Linked DNA regions of Homo sapiens: region 2 is linked to region 1. A link is a loop called in an ENCODE intact Hi-C map of the cell type or tissue named here. Cell type or tissue: prostate gland. All regions are shown on one strand.

Region 1 (8,000 bases):
CTCTACTGTATCCCCAAAGGCATTTTTGTGGGCTCTCTTGGGTTCTTTAGAATACAGTTTAAAACCCCAGATCTAATGAATACCCAGTCGTTACCTACAAATAACCTAGAGGCCAGGAAAGCAGTCAGGGGAACTGGGACACGGGACAGATAAGTCTTAATGTGAGAATTAAGGTCAGGAACATTTATGTGTCAGGTGGTGAGGGACTTGGTGTGGGACTCAGAGCAGCTGGAGAGCACTGGGTGCCAGCCACTGGGTGAGGGCTGGTGTGCTGAACAGAGACCAATGCCTGAGTCTAAGCTGTGCAAATGAGCGTGAAAATGTGTCCAGTCAGTTAAAGTGAACACAGCTCCCAGAGGTCCCTGAGGAGTCCTGCTAATGGTGGGCGTGGCAGGCACCACAGAAGGCCTATAGGGAAAAACTTGGGGTCACGCAGACCTTTTTGTAGCTTTCAAATAACAAGTAAACAATGTCCGTCCCATGTCCCAGTGAAACTGAAAAAACAAAATAGCTGTGATTTTTCAGTAGGGCACGTCCTAGAGAAGAAGCTCTGCCGTTACAAGGTCGACACTCTCCTTCCCTCCCCTCTCCTTTACTGAAATGAAACTAAGAGAGATTTTTTTAAATGTATTAAGTGGTCCTCTACCATTCTCCAAGCAGAAGAGAAAGAGGGATGTTTCACGTCGGCCTTTGTTTCAGTCTGTTCAGGCTGCTACAGCAAAATACCATAGACTGGGTAGCTTCTACACAACAGAAATTTCTCATAGTTTTGGAGGCTGGAAGTCCAAGATCAAGGTGCCAGCATTTCTGGTGTCTATGAGGCCCATTTCCTGGTTCTCTCTGTGCCTTCACATGGTAGAAGGAGTGAGCTAGCACTCTGGGGTCTCTTTTATAAGGGGACTAATCCCATTCATGTGGGCTCTACCCTCAGGACCTAATTATCTCCCAATGGCCTCAGGACCTAATTATCTCCCAACGGGCCTCAGCACCTTATACCATTACATTGGGGGTTAAGATTTCAACATATGAATTTGAGAGAGACACAGACATTCACACCACAGCAATCTTTAAGCTAGAAGGCTTTTCAAACCAGATATCTCCACACTGAAAATTCTTGTTGCTTTGGGCTGGGCTCAGTTTTGTTTTGTTTGGATTTTCTCAAATCAAGAAAGGCCAAGCAGGAAAAGGTGAGCACACCTGCTCAGCTCTCCAGATCACAGGCAAGCATTTTTCCAGTCCATCCATCCCCAACCCCACACCACCCAACCAGTACACCTCTAATCAGCTCTGAGGGCGGGTGCTCTTCTCCACCTGCTAATAACTTCTGGTGGCTGAATGTAGGGTGGGCCCATGTACAGTATTTGGAAAACATAAGTGCTCAATAAATATTATGTAGCAGTAGTAACAGTAGTAGGAGTGGTATTTGTAAGGAGCCATTGAACTGCTAAGCTTCCCTGGAGCCCTCCAGCCTGCCCTATTAACAATGAGAATATGGGTAGGAATTGCTGCAATCCCTGGGAAACACAGTATTGAGAGCAGAGGACTTACTAAATCTGTAAGTAAATCACATGGTATTTGAGGATCCATAAAGTGTTACAGTTGATAAGTACCATGCTGGCCTCTGTCTGATGTGAAGCCAGTTAGGAATCAGAAGCCCCTGACCGGGTGCAGTGGCTCATGCCTGTAATCCCAGCATTTTGGGAAGCTAGGTAGGCAGATCATTTGAGGTTAGGAGTTCAAGACCAGCCTGGGCAACATGGCGAAACCCCGTCTCTACTAAAAACACAAAAATTAGCCAGGTGTGGTGGCGGGTGCCTGTAATCCCAGCTACTGGGGAGGCTGAGGCAGGAGAATCTCCTGAACCTGAGAGGCCAGTGTTGCAGTGAGCCAAGATGACACCACTGCACTCCAGCCTGGGTGACACAGTGAGACTCTGTCTCAAAGAATAAAAAATAACCAATGTCCCCACATAACTTTTACTTATATAGGTTATATCCATCATCTTTCCCATGTTAGAAATAAATAGGAAGAAATATTTTAAGTATTTATTTGAAAATAATAGGCCCATTCATATTAGTATATATAGCATTTTTATAAAAATAACTATATTTACCAAAATAAAATAAATTAGTGAGACTAGTAGGCCCATTCCCACCAGGAACCAGCAGCATGGACTCTCTAACCAGAAACCTAAAGCTAGGCCTGGTTTTCCTATTTGCCTTTTAGCCTGAAGATCATAAAGGTGTCTATCTTCTTACTTGATCATTTTTCCAGTTTATTTATTTTTTCTTCTTTCTGTTACAATTCCCCAGATCACCCCCCGCCCCCAAACAATACTATTAGCAATCCCTTAGTGAACCTTGCCTAAAATAGTACATGATTAAATAGATGGATGGATAGATAGGTGCTAGATAGATACATAGATAATAGATACATAGATGATAGGTGGAGAGAGATGATACACACATACATGCATACATATATGCATACATAGACAATAGGTTGATAAATTTATTTTTACCTAAATGGGGGCATGCTATGCATACTGGCCTGCCCCATTGCTTTTTATCCTTAACAATGTATCTTGGAGATTATGTCATAAGAGCACATGTAAATCCACCTCCCCTTTTCTCCCCCTAATTTACTTTGTGACTCATTCCCCTCCTTAGTGGAACTTCGCTAGATGAATTTCACTTACATCTTTCTCTCATACACTTCCCCTGCATCCTGATCTTCTTCCTTTTAAAGCTCATCGCACTCTGCGATGAGAAGCAGTCATGTGATGCTGACACTTGCTACATGCCAGGCAACATTTTAAGATTTTGTATTAACTCATTTAACCTTTGCAGTGATCCCATAAGGTAGATACCAGTAGGGTCTGTGACCTTCCAAGGGCCACACAGCTAGAAGTAACAGACTGGATTCAAACCCAGGCACTGTGGCACCAGAGTCCCTGCTTCTTGTCACTGTGCTATGCTTCCCTCAGTACTGCTCTGATGCAGTAAGTACTCGATGTCTTTCTCACCAGACCAGACGGTAAGGGGTTGTTGACATTGTCCACTATCAAATCCCCTAACAGGCGTTGCATAAATATTTGGAATTGAATGCCAGTAATGATACCACATTCTAGAGGCTCCCTACTATGGGTCACTGTGCTAAGCATTCCACATATATTATCTCACTTAACCCAGCAACTCCAGGAAATCCTTTACCCATAATTATCCAAATCTTACAGATGAGGAAAATGAAGAGGTATTATACCTAGTAAATTAGAGAGGCAGAGTTGAACCCAGGTCCATTTGAATTTAAAGCATGCACTTAACCTCTACACCAGACCAGCCACTCTCTCTGAGAGCCACCAACATCCTCCCCTCCTGGAATCCCACCTTCACAGGATGCTGAACACCCAGAACCAGCTCTAGAGCAAAAGCTCCTGCAGCAAACTTGCTACAGTTCCTACTATTCTAGAAAAAAAGGTGCCAAAGTTGTTATTATTATTAAAGAAGTGTCTCTCCCTACCCAGAGCTGCATTAGCACCCAAGGCAGTTAAATTGTAGTGCATCATAAGGCACCAAATATCATCTCAATTGTCACAACACATTCATGTGCTTGAAAAGTGAAAAGGGTACAAGCTTGCCACTCAGCCAGTCTTAGTACTTAATGTCTTGAAATTGGCGAAGAGAGGAAAATCCTAGAAAGACTTTCTTTGGGGTAAAGCTAACTGGCACACATTTACTGCAAATCCAATAGACTAGTTTCCCCATCTAACATAATTTATCTTGAAACACCACAGGTGGCCTATATTAAGAACAGCACTGGCCCTGCCACAGGACTGGCAACGCCACGGTCTCACACTGCCCTCTGCAGCCTGGCTGCAGTCTTCACAATGCTCCCTCAACCTGCCCAACTGTCACAGCTTGGGATGTCGTACACATACCTCCAGTCCTTCAGGTAGAATCACTACCTACCTTTAGTCTAGAGACCAAAAATAAAATACCACTTAACTTGGTGCTTACACAGGTACATTTACAGCCATGATTCTTCCCTCTAGGGCTGGTGTGTGTGAAAAGCACACCTTTGGGGGCTCATTCATAACACTCTTTTCCAATAAGAGGATTAAATTAGGAAGACATTTACCCAGATTGGTCTCATTTACTCACCCTAGTCTCTCCCTGAAGCCCCTTCTTTCTACAATACAGTATGCAACCCCTAAGGAGAAGGCAGGTGCCATCGAGGTCAAAAATACATTGGGTGAAGAGCAAAATAATCCAAAGGAAAGAAAGACAATGCTCTGCAGACTAAACCTATTATCCAAGAAGAAAAATCTTTAACAGATGTATATGCTGAAAGAAGACCAAATATCTGTCCTAAAACCCAAAATACATACATTCATGAAGACTGTTTTAAAATCTTTTATCTAGGATATATTTTAATATATTTGTATATATATGCAAATGTGTATATACATATGTTTATGTTGTGTATGTGTATATGTATGTGTACGTATATGTGTAGGTTTATGTGTGTATATGTATATATTCTCCTAGAAAACCTCTTAGGTTGGCTGGAAACGAGCTATCTTTGTATTTCGACATGCAAGAAAGGTAGTATGGGCCAGGTGTGGTGGCTCACACCAGTAATCCCAGCACTTTGGGAGGCCGAGGCAGGCAGATCACTTGAAGTCAGGAGTTTGAGACTAGCATGGCCAACATGGTGGAACACCATCTCTACTAAAAATACAAAAATTAGCTCGGTGTGGTGGCAGGCGCCTGAAATCCCAGCTACTTGGGAGGCTGAAGCAGGAAAATGGCTTGAACCCTGGAGGTGGAGGTTGCAGAGTGACAAGATCATGCCACTGAGCTCCAGCCTGGGCAACAGAGTGAGACTCCATCTCAAAACAAACAAACACACACACACACACACACACACACGCACAAAGATAGCATAAACCTTCTTGGCAAACTTACCACCAACATGCCAGATATTCTTATAAATGTCCTATCCTCCATACCACCCTCACTCTCCACAGACACAGACACACACACACCCCTTGTACATGCCTGCATTGCATTCTGCAAGGCCGTCTGTGAGAGAGCTTTTCTGGGAAACCACCTTTAAACCACAGGCAAACAACCAGTTCCACACCATTCCATGTCAGGTTGTCAGGCACTTTCTTAACTGAGCTTTTAATCCAAAGTTGTTTTTTTTTTTCTTTTTTCACTACAAAGTTAGAAGAAAAACAAATGAGAGTCTGCTGGGGGTTGGGAGGAGATCTTCACCTGGAAGAAGAGAGAAGACAATGCCCAAGTTTGCAACCTTCAGGGATGGGGTCAAAAGGGGCCTATGAAAGGGTGGGAAATATTCCAGAGTTGCGGATCAAGGGAGGGCTCCCGTCAGTATCCAAGGCTCTTCAATCTCTGTCCAAAACCAATGTCTCATCCTCTCAAGCTTTCAAGCTCCAACCCAGGTCTCCCCAGCACAGCTACACTGTTTCCTGGACTCCTCTCCCTTCTCTAGCATCCACTTGTGCATTCCCCAGCCCTTCCTGTCCTTCAAGATGTAGCCAAAACCCCTCTTTAGTGAAGATTTGGGTGACCACTCCAGCAAGATCTGTTCTGCCTGCGGGCAGTCCTTGTTTGCCTTTTGCTGCACCCATGGAGATCGCACTGTCTAGGGAGCTCTCATAGGCATGCCCTTCATCTCACTAACTAGACTGCATGTTGCCTGAGGCTGGGCATTGGGTACTTCACGTGCTGACTGCTTGGTTCCCTGGCTCATGCTGGCTGGGTCAGCCGGGGCTCCACGGAGCAGCCGCAGATCTACTCTGAGTAGCGATCATCATGTCCAGCACAATTCCAGGCATTTTCTGGGCACTTGGTACACTTTAATTAAATGAATGAACAAAACAAAACACTGGCAGGAAAAAAAACGGAGAGTGACTGCCTGAGGTCCAATATGCTAGGAAATATGTCAGTCCACTGATAAACTCCAGCTACTCAGCAAAGGGAAAAGATACTGAGAGGCCAATTTAAAATGATTTGATAGCTTTGCCCATTGCTCCTTATTGTACAATCACAGTCATAAAGTTAGTCCAATCGTTTGTAATCTAAACACACACATGCACACACAATCACTCCATTGGCAGAAACAGATCTGTCTGGAGTTTCCAAAATGTCAGTACCTCCCCACGTTACCAGAATCTTCAAAGCTCCCAAGGGAGAGGCATTGGAGAAAGGATGTTTTTTCAGAGTCAGATCTTTTAGTAGGACAATACCACCCAGTAGGTTAAGAGAGGGCACGATTTACAATTTATTCCAAATAATGAAGTCTGTGCCCTTTGTTTCCCAATAGGAAAGCCTTCCTCTGATTCTAAGGACATTCCACTCTCACCTTCCAATGTTCCCCTTTCTATTCCGATTTAAAAGCAAATAAACAAATAGAAGCAAAGAAAAGAAAGGAAAAATAAAAGACCACTAATAGCCCATGATGTCCAGCCAGGTTTTCCAAACATCCTCTGGAGAGCGTCCATTTTAGGGACGAGATTCTAGTTTGCCTCAGCTCTTCAGCATTCACGCTACCTTTAGAGGGAAAGTCCTAGGACACAGGTGAGAAGGTATGGGGCCTTTCAGGGTTTTCTTGGATTTCTGTTTTAATTTTGTCAAAGAAGACCAAAGAGCCCTGGAAATTTTACCCTCTGCCTCCCATTAACCACACATATTTATCCAGAGCTGCAGGAGGAGCCGTTCTATTCATTTTGCCCTTTGGGTCAATTGATGGATATGGTCACCCAAGGTCTTAGATTAAAGCATCGTGTCAGATCATCCAAACTGTCCAGCACTTGGAGCAGCTGCAATAAGCTACTTTTTAGAGTGTCAATAATTTAAAGGGGAAAAATGTTTTTCAGAGAGATTCCATTGCTTCAGAATCATAAATGGAATTATACCATGTTTCAACCTGACAGCCCCACATGTCAGCAGGAGAGAACAGCTAAAACTTTTGTCAACATCCAAATCCATTATTTTATTATTAAGCTACATGGATTTGCACCTCACCAAGGGATATCTATTCCCAATTCCATTTGTTCTAGGCTGTATTAGTAACCAAGTTAGCACATTCAGAAAGAAAGAGAGAAAGACAAAGAGACCGAGACAGAGAGAGTGAGGAAGGAAGGAAGGAAGGAAGGAAGGAAGGAAGGAAGGAAGGAAAGAAGGAAGGAAGGGAGGGAGGGAGGAAGGGAGGGAGGGAGGGAGGGAGGGAGGGAGGGAGGAGGGAAAGAAAGAGGGGAGAGAGATTTATTACAAGAATTCTTGTAGGGTGGGGTGTCTCTCCAAATTCAAAGCCAAAAATATGCAGCCAGACTTGAGAAATGGCTGAATGACTGAAACTACGGGAAGGAAAATAATTAGAAACCCAGGAAACAATTTTTCTGCTGCATTCTCTCTCCCTCCCTCCCTCTCTTTCCCTCCCTCTCTCCCTTTCTTTCTCTCTCTTCCTTTCTCTTTCTTGCCTTTCTCCCTTTCTCTCTCCTCTCTCCCTTTTCTCTCTCTCCTGTCTCCTTCTCTCCCTTTCTCTCTCCTTTCCTCTCTCCCCCCACCTCTTCCTCTCCTCCACCTCCCCATTCTCCCACCTCTCTTCCTCTATCTCTATGACAGCACATGGCTCAGTCTGTTCCAAGTGTCCACACATGGTCCCATCAGACATGGGTTGGAGAGTGGGGTCACAGTCATGTGCCCAAACACGGCCATTACTCTCACAGATTGAGAAGTTCTGGCCATCGAACTGAGCAGACTTCTGAAAAGATACTGACCACATTAACAATTTCAAGCTATTGGAGGATGAGGACATAGTATATAAATTAGAAATTACTCTACAACTAAGGGTATCTTACCCATATCTAGACCATGGCAATTAGGAATTTATTCAATGTATTACACATTGAAACATTATAATGGTGACTACAAGTTGCATTTAACATATGAATATATCCCAGAATCAGCCTT
Region 2 (8,000 bases), 950 kb before region 1:
AGGTGTAGATATCTGATCTCCCCGTTTACAGGATGGACTCTGAAGACAAGGGTCACACCACTGTAGCTGTTGCTGTTGTTGTTACATGGTTAAAACCCTCTGATTCCTAGCTGAGAGCCTAGCCTTCATTGTTTCTACAATGGATATTTGCTTTTTGATATACATGAAATTTACTCATCATTCTCAGACACATCTATTTCTGATTCTCATTGTTCTATTAAAACGAAAAAAAATTCAGAAAACAATGTCAAAATCAGTGCATAAACAAAATGCACCTTGTAAGAGAAATTACTTACCAGTATGTAATGAAGGTAATGGTTCAGCAGCACTTTAAAAAATTATTCTAATTTCCTGTTTTAAACTGTGACTCTTTAAGAAAGCATTGGCATCCTCCCTTTTCTGACTCCAATCCCTTTTGCAGCTTCATTGTTCTCTGGCAAAGGTTGCTTGAGGTTTGTCATCATCTTTCAACTCAACTTTGAGAACCAGAATTTAGACTATGGTTCCCACACCTTGATCAGTTACTAGGTCCAAAGGCTTTTAAGGCTAAGTCAGGCATAGTAATAGTTTACAAGACTAAATTCCTTGGCAAGGAAAATGACATCTGTAGAAAGACGGGAATTTTTTTAAATCTTTTTTTTTAAATGAGTTACTGCAGATGGGGCTGGTGATTTTCCTTGGCATTGAATTTTATGTCACACAAAGCCGTGTGCTCTTCTAAAAACATTGCCACAATTTGTTGACTCTTTGTCAAAAGTTTTGACAGTTTGTTGGCATATGATATATTCCTGCACCTGCCTGGATGAACTTAAAATTTTGTGTATTTAAAAGAAATATTTATAAATACTTCAGCATTTAACATGGATTCAAGAGTACTTAGGGATTATTTAGAGCATCTAAATTTTGAAATCCAATCCTAGGTCTTTTGGGGGGTGGTTAACTTAGTGGCAGTCATATTAAGGAATAAGAGGACACTTCCAAATAGCTGAGTGTTTTTTCCCCCGGTGAGTCTTTAGTCCCATCAACTTTTTTTTCATAATAAGCATGTAAGATTTTTTGAGTTGCTCACTATTTTTAAATGAGGTGTTTACTTTGTCCTTTAAAAGCAAAGTTTGAGACCTGTTCTATGGATACCCCTTTTAAGAATACTCTCTCTCATACTGTCCATTTCTTTTTGGCTAGATGAAATGAGTTTTTGTGGTTGTCGTTTTAATCAAGACATAAAATCATTGAACAATCCACAAGTGTTGGCTCTAACATTTGGGCATCCTGTGATTTTTTTTTCAGAAAGAATAATCCGTAACTTTCCCTTAGCTGGGGATTAAGGACAGTCATGCCAAATGTTGAATAAGAGTTTCATACATGGACATGTAATTGACTGCAGTGTTGATGCCATCCTACTTCTGGTATTTAAGTAGTTTAAGTATATTAAAACACAACTGTTACTCAGTGTTGTTAGTCTTTTCACTTCATTAATGATAGGATTTCTGAGGGAAAGTGTGGCATAATAAAGTTGGAATGGGTTCCACTTCTTCCTGATGCTTGCTAGCTGCGTCTCTTTATAAAAGTCACTTGTCCTATCTGAATCATCAAATACAGATCTCTCAAGAATGGCTATGAGGATCAATTGAAATAATACATGAATCAGTAATAAATTGTTATTCTTGTTAGCCAGGAAGAAGGGGCATGTGTAATCTATTGGCCATTTCAGAATGAAGCTGTATAATGCAGCCGTGTGGCAAAAGGAGATCTGTGAATGAAAATGGGGCAGTTGGAGAAAATGGGTTCAGCTATGAAGAGTAAGTATTCTGCATTGGTCTTCCCATCATTGTCCATCACTCTTTTCCTGCTCTAATTAAAAGGAAAATTATATCCAAGGAAGAGTGAGTAGATATAGTGGTCCACACATCCCTTTGAGTAACAGCATTTCTGACAGAGTGCTGAAAGCTGTGGCTGTCTTTAAGACTATTAGGAAGACTGAATTTCCTGAAATTGATCTCCAGAATGATTTTGTGTGGCCGGAAATGTTCATTGAACAGAGACGTGAGAGGAGACATGAATAAACAAAGTATGCATTTCTATTTTAAAATAGATGTGAAGTTAGGAAGAAGAAATGAGAATTGGCTCTCAGCTAAAGGCTTTGGAGTTGAAGGAACTGCATTTTGTCTTACTCTGAATTTCATAGACCATGAAACTGAGTTTCTGAGAGAAACTGACTTGGAGGGTGAGTTCGCACCCTCGTTTGTTGAGTTCCTGTCGCTGCAGCTTAATTTGCCTTCGCACCTTCCTTTCACGCTCACAAGTGTCTGGTTTAGACAATACGTTACACGACCACCAACAGTAGCAGCAGCAGCAGCAGCAGCAGGGCTAAGACTGCTCTCCAGATCCACTTCTCCCACTACTTTACTGTTGTTTTTTCCTTAAGTGTGCTGTAACTTATTCTGTTTCTCAAATAGGAATTTGAAATTGTTTTTTAAAAAATAATCTTGAATACAAAAAAATTAGCCAGGCATGGTGGTATGTGCCTGTAATCTCAGCTACTTGGGAGGCTGAGGCAGGAGAAGTGCTTGAACCCGGGAGGCTGACATTGCAGTGAACCGAGATCGCACCACTGCACTCCAGCCTGGGCAACAAGAGCGAAAACTCTGTCTCAAATAATAATAATAATAATAATTTTGAGATTTTTTTAAAACATAATTTTGAAATTATTTTGCCCATGTGGGTGCTGACACAATCAGAGATGTTTGTTTAAACTTTAAGAGGAACATGAAAGATATCAGAAACACTAAGAGAGTTAGGGCAAGACATTAATGGGAAGAGATTTTTGGGCAAACTTGGTCAAATAACATACTTGATATTTATTTGGTCAGGAAATAAGTAAGTACCTATGTGTCTTCCATCCTATATGAGAGGTTACCAGTGCATGTTTTATTGCATTCTTTTTATATCTCTTTTTGTCAAATAAGCAAATAATTATTGATCACTTTATAAATGTAAGGCATTTTGAAATTATTAAAGAAGTGGCAGTGGATGATTCTCTAGGAAACACCAACAGCTTTAAGAGTTATAGTCGCCATTTTCTTAACCTATGAGTTTTCATTTAATCTGGGAGAGTCATGTTAAACTAATGGTGAACATCCCCCAACATGAATTTCACTTGCACTCTTGACAGTTCAAGATGGCTTTGGGATCAGATATCAGTCACCTGAAAGATATTTGGAATATTTGGGTAAGTTGGTGGCTGGGTGGAGGCAAAGGAAGGAGGAAGGAGAGAATTTCCCAGTACTACTCAAATCACAACATCTAGTTCATTTCCTACATAAGCCCAGATCACGCAGGCAGCACTGCCTGTGGAAGGAAGAAAGAGCCTTGTGTGCTCACTACACAGGCCTGAGGTGCCATGTGACCTTATCTTTGAGCGGTCAGAAGCACGTCAGAAAGGCTTCCACCATGGCTGGTGAATAAGAGCGCTATAAAACCTGAGAACACAAGACCTAATGACTTAATGGTTTTGGCTCTGCCTTGATTTGCAGGGGCCTGTCTTCTTACATAGTCCATGAGCTGTTTCCAACCTGCACTTGATTCCCTTAGTGGGGGGAGAAACAGATGCGCAGTTGGCAAACTGGGAGTCTAATCCAAACATCTAAACAGCACTGCTTGGAGGAATTCAGGATGGTGTCCAAGAGTAGGAAAGGAAATGTATTTGAGAACAGGGACTCCTAAAGCTTACTTTTGTCCTCTGCAACCCCCCCCCCCCACCCCCACCCCCTCTTATACTGTCTTTGGCATAGCTTAGTCATTAATAGCAGTCATTAGTGGTGAATGACCTGGAAGAAGCAGAAAGTGGGGGTGGGTCGTATGTGGTGAAGATTTTTGGCAGCTAATAAGGAGGCTTTCTGAAGTTGCTTCCCCAGTTGGATGGGATGGAAACTTTTATGAGCTTGAGTCACATTCATACAGATAGGGTTTTGTAACTTAGCATTGTGCAAGTTATCTGGAGCTAGAAACCTCTGGGAATTAGATGTCTTTCAATTTCCAGGGTGTAATGTATATAAAAGCCTCCTTAGACATGATCTTTCCTCCAAAAAATACCTTTTCCCAAGGATGTCTTGGGAAATTTTATCCCATGTTTACTGAAATGTTTAACTTCTTATCAGTTGAACCAAGGGTTAGTTTGTATATAAGACACTCAACTGAAAAACCACAGGGCTAGAACTACCCAAGTCCAAAGAGTTTCCCAGGAGGGCAACTTCCGGATCCAGACATCAGGCTTCTAAAATCATTTAAAGTTGACATAAAGTGATCCTACTCACAGGTTATAAACAACTTTTTACTTTTAGGCCGTAACAATTAGAAACTGTTTATTTTAGTTTTGTAAGTGGATCCATTCAATAGGTTCCACACAGGGCATCTATCCCAATCTCGGCCATCACTCAGACCTCCTTCTTTCTCCTCTCTGCCCAGCCATATCTCCCAAATTCATCACGACTCCCAACCCCCACCACACACACTCTGAAGATGGCCAGATTTACCAAGTGAAAATACAGAACACCTTGTTAAATTTGAATTTCAGGTTAAAAAACCCAAAAATCCTTTCTTTTAGCATTGCTACATTCTATGCAATATTTGAAGCATATTTATACTAAAATATTATGTATTGTTTATGTAAAAATTAAATTTAGCTGGACGTCCTATATTTTATCTAGTAATCCTGCCCCTGCTCATACCCTTTACAAAGTATCAACATTTATAGTATATTTAAGTTGAAACTGCCTTGTAAGATCAGTTGAGATCATTACAGAAAAATGTATGGTAACATAAAAACTCCTAATACTTGGAACACTTGAAATTTTTCAAAGTTTTTGTGGGGGGGGGTGTGGGGGTGTTCTTTCTTTATTCCCTAAGATGCATATAGAGAGTCTAGAAGCCAGTAACTATCTTGAATTAAATGGGGATCTTTTAAAGTAACTTCTCTGTTCCAGCAATCCTGTAATATGTTTAAATCTCAGCTTGGCATCCATCCATACCCACAAGTAAAAATATTTTTCTTTGATCAAGGATACAATGGAAAGGGTGAACATCAAGGGACTCCTTTCTTATCTATATGTAGCTAATCCAGATAAAATCCTGTAAGTTATGAAAAAACAAACAATAGCAGAATAGTTTGCCATCTTCAAAATCTGGGAAACAGATTAGGTCTCTAGACTGAGAAAAAACATGCTTATATTTAGCCATGTGCTTTTCCATCAGAATTGTTGATCAAAAACTGGTACATTTATATGAAACTGTAAAAAAAAATTCAAGCTAATCTAAAGGAAAGGAAAGCAGAGTAATGGCTGCTTGAGGATGGGATGGGAAGTGGGAAGGGCAGAAGAGAGGGCTTCGCAAGGACATAAGAAAACTTTTCAGCATGATGGATATATGTACCATCTTGATTGTGGTGATGGTTTCATGGATATACACATATTTCAAAACTTATCAAATTATACCATAAAACATGCAGCTTATTGTATTAACTATACCTCAATAAAGGTGACACAAATTTTAATTGTTACAAAATAAAACTAACACATGATTAGCTCTATTATAATTTTAAAGAAATTAAGGAGGTCATTTTGCCTATTAGAATGCCTGGAATTAAGAAGCTTTCTATGAAGGTAAGATGTACGTCTTATTTACCTCAATTGCTAAAACCTCGGGTGCTGGCACAGGTCCTGGTATATAGTAAAGGTACACAGTATATTTTGAACAAGTTGTTAAATAGAAGCCATATAATCCCAGAATACAGCACGGAGAAGGGTATGCTGGTTAGGATAGGAAGATGTGTTAATTATGTGTGGCTGCTAGGAACAGAATACCGACCAGTGGATAAGTCATACAAGTATTTATTCTTCCGTGCAGTAGTAGTTCAGAAATAGGCATTCCAAGGCTGTTGGGTGGCTCTCTCCAAAAGTGTTAGGAACTCAAGGTTCTTCTATTTTTTCTGCCTCACAACACATGGTTCCCATCCTCAAGGATAACTAATTTTCACAGATGACAGACGGAGTTGCAGCCATTACAATTGACTTCTAGACTGCAGGAAGGGGGATGGCAACCCCTTTCTGCTAAGACTGTGCCTTTGAAGTGGCCTTATCTGAAGACCCACATGACATTTTTATATTTCATTGGCTGCACTTAATGGCAAGGGAGGGTGGAGAAGGTAGACTAGTTTTCAGATGCCAATGTGTACAAGCGAAGAGCAGGTTTTGGAAAACAAGGAAGAAGAGAACCGGCATTGGGTAGCCACTAGCTGACCCTACCACAGAAGGACTCGATATTACTTTTATGATTACTGTTGCCTTGTTCTTGGAATCAAGGTTGAATAGTAATCATTTCAGGTTTATGGAACACTTTTCTAGGTGCCTCTTCTAACTACACAAGTCTTTTATTTCACTGTAAACATTGGTCAGACAGCAAGCGGATTGAAAGAAAAGGGGCTATACCTAGAGGAAACTAACAACACTGAATTCCATCTTAAAGACTCTTCTACCAAGCAAGGAATACAGGTCAGAGGCCATTATAATAAAAAGATTGCCTGGATTCTTTTATTGTGTTGTATTGTATATTTCTTAAGACAAATGGATTATTGTCTAGGGCTCCAAAATCTTTTCTATATAGAGATTTTTGTCACTAAAGTATTTGTTGTGATGAAATTTGACCTATATTACACTTGTTTACATCTGCTGCCTAATTTCCCTTAGGGCAGTGGTTTTCAAAATTTTTTAGATGGGGAAAACTTTCATTAGAATAAAATGTTGTGGATGCATACAAATAAATAAAACAGATGTGGCTCTAGGTGAAAGACCATGAGTAGAAGTAACCCTCAAACCCCACGGCTCATCTAGTCTCCCATCCCCAACCACTTGTGTAGACCACATATGTATATTTGAGCCATGGCTTAAGACCTTGTAAATGATTTATTTTTAGTAACATTTAAATCCCATGTAGTAAATAATAAGAAACAGTTCTGGAAAATATTTTCCTTCACTAACTCATTTTTTAAGATACAGTTAAATCTTCCAATTCATACATCAGTTAAGAATTTGAGAATTAATAACAATTTGGTGTTTTTAAATGGTGTCTTGGCTTGAAAAACAGAAGCTAGTCAACCACTGAGGTTATGCTATTGTAAGATCTTATTTTAGCATGGAAATACAGATCTTCCCTGCATTATTATAGCACACATTCTTTCATTCTAATGGGAGGAAAACATCTATGCTCATCCGTCATTTAAGAAATAGGATTTCAGAAAGTGGATAGCTTTATTTTATTGTTGTTGTTGTTTCTTTTGTTTCGCTTTGCTTGTCATATCCATAACTAAACTTTGTGGAATTCATGAAAAATAAGATCTGAAGTTCTTTATTTAATAAATAAATTGAAAAATAAAAAAATGTTTAGAGAAGATGTATCTTTGGAAATAAGATTATTTTTAAAATCACACTTTTTTATTATTGTATTGTTGTGAAATAGGGGCCCATGTTTTTTTTTTTTCAAAGGAAAACAAAAAGAACATGGGTATGGATAATTTTAGGAGTCAATTTGGCATTTGCTAAAAACAAATAAGGACTCACCACCTATAGAATTCCGATTATAGTCTAATAGAATGCATAACAATGTCTATTTTTGGCTGTGTAAAAGTAATTCTATAAAAGGTTACTTTATATTCTAGTAGATTATTAAACTTACTTGTGTGGTATGCACATCTACATTACTGTGTAAGTCAGTGGTGTTCAAGGGGACAGTACTGTCCTCACAGATGGCAGTTTAGAAGCATATGGGGGTGCTTGTAGATTGTTAGTGTTTGCAGTGTGGTACTGGCAACTAGTGAATGGGGGCATGGGTGCTACATGTCCTGTGATGCTCTAGAAAGTCCTTCAAACAACCCATCACCCATGACCTGCAGGACTTGTGGATGTCCCACTAGACACCTACTCTGTGTTATACATAAATACAAAGTATCT

The links. Peaks named below come from ENCODE experiments on the same cell type or tissue, not always from the same donor. Only the 100,000 strongest peaks of a DNase experiment are listed, where the experiment ranks them.
Region 2: a loop joins it to region 1, with 2.5 times the contacts of the local background. A loop is called at or near these places in 2 of 110 quality-filtered maps.

Annotation. Positions count from the first base shown.
Region 1 is chr2:67,836,806-67,844,805 of GRCh38, forward strand. No RefSeq gene overlaps it. Among named protein-coding and RNA genes, the nearest start is that of LINC01812, 15 kb to the left of the region's middle. In prostate gland, a CTCF peak has its summit at 3,850 (motif pointing left); a DNase peak (open chromatin) is centred at 3,866.
Region 2 is chr2:66,885,476-66,893,475 of GRCh38, forward strand. No RefSeq gene overlaps it. Among named protein-coding and RNA genes, the nearest start is that of LINC01799, 15 kb to the right of the region's middle. In prostate gland, no CTCF peak of the experiment used is centred here; a DNase peak (open chromatin) is centred at 3,526; H3K27ac peaks cover 446 bases.